Linked DNA regions of Homo sapiens: all the other regions are linked to region 1. Evidence: chromatin loops called from intact Hi-C (ENCODE). Cell type or tissue: heart right ventricle. All regions are shown on one strand. Region 1 has its middle 180 kb from the start of SMAD2. Region 2 overlaps SKOR2 (SKI family transcriptional corepressor 2). Region 3 overlaps KATNAL2 (katanin catalytic subunit A1 like 2).

The links. Hi-C counts contacts between places; a loop is a spot of excess contacts. Peaks named below come from ENCODE experiments on the same cell type or tissue, not always from the same donor. Only the 100,000 strongest peaks of a DNase experiment are listed, where the experiment ranks them.
Region 2: it touches region 1 in a loop (25-fold over the local background); 83 of 110 quality-filtered maps call a loop at or near these places.
Region 3: a loop joins it to region 1, with 6 times the contacts of the local background. A loop is called at or near these places in 38 of 110 quality-filtered maps.

Annotation. Positions count from the first base shown.
Region 1 is chr18:47,748,129-47,750,628 of GRCh38, reverse strand. No RefSeq gene overlaps it. Among named protein-coding and RNA genes, the nearest start is that of SMAD2, 180 kb to the left of the region's middle. RefSeq lists a silencer at 1,263-1,442. In heart right ventricle, no CTCF peak of the experiment used is centred here; a DNase peak (open chromatin) is centred at 1,328; H3K4me3 peaks cover 482 bases; H3K27me3 peaks cover 1,022 bases.
Region 2 is chr18:47,214,565-47,217,064 of GRCh38, reverse strand. The region is part of intron 7 of SKOR2 (SKI family transcriptional corepressor 2); the gene reads left to right. Among named protein-coding and RNA genes, the nearest start is that of SKOR2, 36 kb to the left of the region's middle. In heart right ventricle, a CTCF peak has its summit at 1,335 (motif pointing left); no DNase peak of the experiment used is centred here; H3K27me3 peaks cover 1,120 bases.
Region 3 is chr18:47,049,163-47,051,662 of GRCh38, reverse strand. The region is part of intron 4 of KATNAL2 (katanin catalytic subunit A1 like 2); the gene reads right to left. Among named protein-coding and RNA genes, the nearest start is that of ELOA2, 15 kb to the right of the region's middle. In heart right ventricle, a CTCF peak has its summit at 1,090 (motif pointing left); no DNase peak of the experiment used is centred here.

The sequences.
Region 1 (2,500 bases):
GATTCATCCAGCATTTAGTGAGTGGCTACTCCAGGCGTCAGGCACCAAGAGGGGCCTGCCCCTCAGCAGCTCCCAGTGTGGTGTGTGTGTGTGTGTGTATGTACATGTGTGTATGTCTATATGTATGTGTACATGTATATGTATGCATATATATGAGATGTGTGCATGTGTATACGTGTGCATGTGTGTATGTATATGTGTATATGTGTGTATGTGTATATGGGTGTATGTGTGTGCATATCTTTGTATACATGTGTATATGTGTTTATATCTGTGTGTATGTGTGTATATGTATGTGTATGCATGTATATGCATGTGTGTATAAGTGTATGAATATGTGTGTATAAATGTATGTATATGCATATGTGTATAAATGTGTGTATGTATATGCATATGTGTATATAAATGTGTGTATGTATATGGGTTTATAAGTGTATGTATATATGTGTATGTGTGTATAAACGTGTGTATGTATGTATAAGTGTGTGTATGTATATGTGTATGTGTGTATGTATGTGTATGTGTGTGTATGTATATTTGTATAAATGTGTGTATGTATATGTGTGTGTATGTATATTTGTATAAATGTGTGTATGTATATGTATGTATAAGCATGTATATGTATGTTTATGTATATGTGTGTATATGTGTGTATGTGTGTATATGTGTGTGTGCATGTGTGTGTATATGTGTGTATCTGTGTCAGACTGACAACTGAGCAGGGAGACCAAGTCAATGACTGTGGTTTGGTCTGAGGAGGGCTGAGACACACACAGGCTGAGGGCCCAAACTTACCCTGAAAACTGCGGCCGAGCCCAGTAGCGGCCATCCCAGTAGCAGGTATGGGAGGCTCTTGTTAACGACCCTATCAGTGGTCCGCAAATCCACCAGAAAGGCGTAGCGTCCTTGTTAATTTCAGGCCTCTCAAAAGCAGCCCTGCCCAGCCTGTCCTGGCCCTCTCCCCTGAACATGTCATCCCTAAAATCTTGACCTCCTACACTTAAGGAGGGCCCTCCTTCCCTCCATCAACCCCATGCCCAAAGCAATCCCCTAAATCCACAGCATCCCGAATTCCAGTAACCCTTTAGAGGTTCGCGCATCCCATTACTGTTTTGGCCCTGTCCTGTCCTGCGTGGGCCAGCCAGTGTGATGTTGGTTCCTTAGCAGCCCTGGGGAGAAGCAGAGGGCGGGGGGCGTGGGGAGAGTCGAAGGAGCCATCCTGGATCCGTAGGCCTCCCGTCCGTCCGCGGGTCAGTGCGGCATCGCGGACACCAGGGGGCGCCAGAGCGTCGGGTTTCGCGCGGCTGCCCTTCGCAGTCCAGACGGCGCGGCGCGCGGCGGCCGCCAGGGGTCAGCAGAGCTCAGGGCCGCGGGCGCGAAGCGCGGGGCTCAGGGCTGGGCGGCGGCAGCTGCGTTCCCGGCTCCGAGCGCCGTTCTCTGTTAGGAGGGTAATTTAGAGCAATTACACCGATTATTATTGCTTTTCTAATTAGTGCTTTTCCTACAGAATTAGCCGAGTGTTTATTAGGAGCTGCTTGTTGCCAGCCGCTTAACTGCTTCGCTGCCGGGCGCGGGCGAGGGGAGGGGCGCCGCGTGGGGCTGCCTGGTTATGTGGTTTCGCATAAAAGCACGGATTAAATATTCATTCTCCTTTGTTACATATAGCATTAAATTTTTATCAGCTGTATGTTTTCCCTGAAGTTTTCCCTGCGTGTTAACGTTCAGGCGGACTGCAGAGGAACTCCTGGGCCTTGGCTCGTGGGGAGGACAGATCTGTGATCCTGGAGGCCAGAGGGTTCCCTCTGACATCTGTGACACCGTTAGACTTTTCCCAAGCGTGTGTCCCCGGATCCTTCTAATACCGCTGCGACGGAAGCAGGATGGATGGGGAAACTGAGACCCGCGGTGAGGGGTCTTGCATGACACTCCCAGGGCTGACACAAACCAGATTGTGGGGTCCGGCACGGAGTCTCTACCACTGTCATCTTTGGGACCTTCTAAGTCTTCAGGCCCCTCGGGAACCTCCAGCGTCACCCTGGCCATGCAGTGCCATGTGGGTGGGCCCAAGCCTCCCCTCTCACAGGAACACAGGCTTCAAACTTTTCCCAGCTCTATCCATCTAAGCCCTGCCAGGAGGGGGTCGGATACCTACGGTGCTCCTGGATTCTGCCACCTCCCGTGCGGGTGAACCTTCTGGAGCGCTTGACCCAGAGAAGTGGCTACACTTGGGGCGGGAGGCAGAGGGGAGAGATTTGGGGTTTATTCAGTGCACTCCCCTTTATGGCGAGTTAATTGTTACTTGCTTTGCCTCCAGGAGGCGGGGGACTCTTCTCACTTCACCAGTCCTGGGGAACCCATGTGAGAAAAACTAGAGGCACAAATGCGCCCACAGCAAACCAGAGGGTGTGGTTTGTACTGCCCGGCCTTGGTTCACGGTTCAAAAGGCTTCTTGGAAAACCACTGCCCCGGTGCATTCAAGTGTTTGTTTACAGCTCATTAA
Region 2 (2,500 bases), 530 kb after region 1:
GAAATGTGTCTAATTCCTTATTCAGCCTGATGTATCTGTCAAAGTACCTGGGGGAAAATGTCTTTAGAAAATTCTATCTAAAGATTATCAAGAAATTGTAAAATATCACAATTACTGGCTTTCTGAATATTTTAGTTGGATGATCTTATTCATCAGTCAATATGGTTGCATGCTTTGCTTCCTGAAAACAGAACAGTTCACTCAAATTATTTTATATTTAAAGTTTACAGAGCATATATTACAAAACAGGCTTTTTTTTTCTTGAGATGACATAAAAGCCCACTCTATCTTGCAGTCAAGGAGAATTCAAATATATTAAAACCATCATATTTTGTAATGATTCCCAAAGACCCACAATGCATTTATCCTATGTTGTTAAAAAGTGTTTCTATTCAAAAAACTTATATTGAAAGCGTCTTGGGTATCATTGCCATAGAAAGAAAACTTATGAATTTCTTTGGCTCCTGCATTTTTAGATTCTCTGTTGACTGTCATTTCTGCACCATTGCTTCTTTTTCCCGTGTTAAATGTAAAGTTGTGATGACTACAGAGTCAAATGATTGACTCTCTTTGTGTCTTTATAAATGAATGTGTACTTATCTCAATGTGAGATTTAAAACAGTGAGGAATTAGTTAACATTTATACATGGTATAAGCTACCTTTTTAAAAAATAGCTCAAAATTTGGGTATTTTAGTATTTAACGTGGTTTGTGTTAAAGTCCCCCACCCCTGCCCTGGGTTTTTAAGTGCTTATAGCATTTGTATTACTAAGCCACATTTAGTTATGCAAAACAAAGAAATATTTTTCTATCCCTATGAACCAATACAAAAGTTTTTTAATTTAGCATGTTTATAAAAATGTAAATGTTTAGTGTAATAAAGGGTAAAGGATTTCTCATTCACAAATGAATTATGATTCTAGGACAAGTTTATTCAATTTTAAAAGCAAAACTTAACAGTCCTTAGGCTGAAGAAGCTGACTGAAGATTTTTATTCAGTGAATAGCTTTTTGATTAAAGTTTTTCCAAGGACTGGAATATAAAAACTTACAACATGAGCTGAGACTGTGATGATGCCTTGATAACCTTTTTTTATTATGAATTTGGCAATAATTTTATAAGCAAGTGCATCTGTGTATAAGCTACTACTGTAGATTTGTTGAAGACATGCTTTTTTATTTTTTAGTCATAGTTCTTGGAGAACGTTGTGATGCTGCAACACAGAGCACATGATAAATGGCTAGACCCAGATTCACATCCTTTGAACTTGTCAGATCACTACCACAAGGCGTGTTGATGGGGAAAATGTGCTAGTCTTTAAGTGCCCTCTGCTGTTTTTCCAGAATTCTGCAGTCACACGCAGCTAGGGGGAATTGGTCTCAAAGTTCTTCATTAAAAGCCTCAATTAAAATAATGTTCAATCAATAGATTAAGGACTAATGTTTTGTTCACGGTGGACTTGTAAAACAGCAGTTTACAACTTCCTGATGATGGGAGTGCAGTGCATCGTCACAGGGAAAGGAGTGAGAGGTCGTTATCTTTGCTGGAGGAGTGCTTGTTCTTTGGCAAGGACACAGCTCTTCAGTAAGATGGTCTTTTCTTGGAGGTTCTCCAATATTCATTAGGATGGGAACTTGCCCAGATTTCTACTGTATAACCTACAGAGTTTGTAAAAATATGTCTTACATCTTTTTTTTAAAAAAAGGTAGATAGGACCATTACTATTTTGCATTATATTTTTAGAAGAAGATCCCTGGGCCACTAGAAGATTTTGGTTCTGTGTCTAAATATGCATCAAAAGGAGATCCCTGCAAGTCAGAAGACTTAATGCAAGCCTGAACTTCTGTGGAGGCTGCCTTAAAATTCTCTAGCAGTAGACAGACTTTGGCTACTGTGTGTCCATTTCCAATTATTGATCTACTGTTGTGCACCTTGACAGTGCAATCAGTTGTTCCTTAGTTATGTAGCATTTTTCTTCTCATCTTTCTCTTTTTGAGATGTTGACTGACCTGAATGTGTGAGCTCAGGTTAACTCTTTTGGCACAAACTAGGAAGTCACTTTTTTTTTTTAAACTCCAGTACTTTTGATCTACTATAACCAAGTAGGTAATTTAGAAGTTACATAATACTTTGAATTTTTTTTCTCCATGCCAATCTCGGTAATTTCTAAGCTGGTCAAGATGAAAAGAAAGCTTTTGTAAGTCCTATTGTAGGAGATTTGCATGGAATAACTAACTAGTTTAAATTGAGCCTCTAAAATCCTGAGCTTCCAAGTTGGGGAGAATTTGCTGAAGTGTCTGCAAGTCCAATGTTGCATTTTATGGAATCTGAAGCACCATCAATTGTAAGAGGCACCACTATTTGATGAATCATAAAGTAAAAGGTTTCAACTGTAATTCTAATACATCTGATTTCAGAAATGTTAAAATGTGAGGGGATAAAGTGCATCCTGGAATCAGTGAAATAATGTTGTTTCCAGGAACAACTGGCCATGCTACTA
Region 3 (2,500 bases), 700 kb after region 1:
TTCTATACTTTTTCATGTCTCACCATGCTTCTATACTATGTCTTAATCCTCATTTTACAGAGAGAAAAACTAAATCAGTTTTTTATTAATAACTTTAGTATGGAGTAATACATATTCACTTAAGAAAAAACTAGAAAATACTGGTAAATCAAAAGAAAATTCTGCCCCTCAGAGAAAATGACTAACATTTCCTCTGTTTTTACAAACTTTTTTTAACCTTTTTTTTTTTTCTTTTTAGAGACAGGGCCTTGTTCTGTCACCTAAGCTGGAGTGGCACAATCTTGGCTCACTGCAGCCTGGAACTCCTGGGCTCAAACAATCCTCCCACCTCAGCCTTTCAAGTAGCTTGGACTACAGGCGTGCACCACCACGCCCAGCTATTTATTTTATTTTATTTTTTGTAGAGATGCGGTCTTGCTGTGCTGCCCAGGCTGGTCCCGAACGTCTGGTCTCAAGTGAGCTGAGCTTGAATGAGGTTTGAATTCGATGTGGTTGGCAGGAGGAGCCGCTAGAGATTCTTAACCAACAGAGCGACAGGACGGGACTTTAGGAGTAGTGTGCAATACTGGGCCATAATAACAAGACACAAGAGAGAGACGCAGAGGCTACTAAAATTACCCAAGCCCGAGAAGATGGATATGGAGGACTATTAATAGAAGAACCAGCATCCATGACCCTCCATTGTCTGCTGTCACCAATTCTCACTCACACATTCAAACTCTGGTCTTCTTGTTTACTTAATTGTTCCACTTAGGCTGTGCCCCTTCTTCCTCTGTGCCTCTGCCAGGAATGGCCTTACATCACATCGGTCTATTCATATTCTATACATCTTTTAAGTCCAGCTCACGTCACCCTCTCTACAAAGCTTTCCCTGATTGTTTATTTTAATCCACAGTAATCTATCCTCTGCTGAATTTGTAGAACTTCGTTAAGGCAGATCTCTTTTATTGACACTCATATGTCCTTAAAAATACCTATAGTTCATTTTCGTTTTGACAGTCCACTCATTTGTCCCTTTCCCAGCAGGTTTCGGAAAATGATCAGTTCTAGTAGAACTTTCATTGATTCACGATACAAAGAGCCATCTCGTGGCAGAAAGGAAAAATGCATGCTTTGTAAGCAGCAAACTACTTGGCCTTAACAACTACATCTGACTTTTATTTTTATCTTTTTGTTTTTACAGTTCTTCTTTCTGATACAATTTCTGGAACAAAAAATACATTGTAATAAAAAATCAGGGATAATTTGTGAAAATGGCATTGTCTTCGTTTCTAATTATTCTACCCATCTACATTCTAGTAAGTTCCTCAATGGCTATGCAAATAACATTTACTGAGATTCTGTTACTATGTTCACAGTGCTGGGACCTGGCATGGTGAGTTTAAGTTTTATAAGAGTCAACTTATCTAGGAAGACAGCATTCTCAAAGTTATCTGTGGAAAACTCGTCTCTAAAGATGGTCTGAGAAAAAAAAAAGAGTTCCTTAGGCCAGGCATGGTGGTTCATGCCAGTAATCTCAGCACTCTGGAAGCCAAGGTGGGTGGATCGCTTGAGCCCAGGAGTCCCAGACCAGCCTGGGCAACAGATAAATCTCATCTCTACCAAAAAACAAAACAAAACAACGAAACAAAAAGTAGCCATGGCGGCACGCACCTGCAGTTGAGCTAATTGGGAGGCTGAGGTGGGAGGATTGCATGAGACCACAAGTTCAAGGCCAGCTATGTCTACATAGCGAGATTCCATCTTTACCAAAAATAAATGAATAAGGAAATAAATAAATAAACAAACAGTGTCGTGGCATACACCTGTAGTTTCAGCTACACAGGAGGTTGAAGTGAGAGGATCACTTGAACCCAGGAATTTGAGGCTGCAGTGAGCCATGATTGGGCAACTGCACTCCAGCCTGGATGATAGGTGAGACCCTGTCTCCAAAACAACAACCACAATAACAAAACCCTGGAAAAGCTTTGGCCAAATTGATTTGCAAAACCTTGAATACTGTGACTTTAGTATGATATTCTCATTGCACATAGTAAATCAGATGGTCTGAGAAGTCCTGAAATGAGGGACCTAGTTTAATTTAACCCAATATCTGCCAAGCTTACCTGACCACAAAACTCTTTAACACCTATTAATATTCTGTATAACTACTGCTCCAAGTGCTGCACACACTCAGAAAAGCACCTTGAGGTATTTTAACTCAGGGTTCTTTGGATAGAGCTGAGATTCCATCAAAAGATGATGTAAAATGGGCCAAGCCCACATTCCAGTTTCTTTAAGTCCTTTGCTGAACCAAGTTGGGTATTAAGAGAATAAAACCCAAATCCTATCAATAATAGAAGTATAAGTGTAATTGTCAGGCATGATTCTAAGCATGTTACATATTTAATCCTCGTAATAATGGCATCTACCTGATACTTAGCTATACCCCATTACTCCATTCTACAGACAAGGGAACTGAAGCATAAAGAGAATAAGTAACTTGTCCAAGATCACAGAT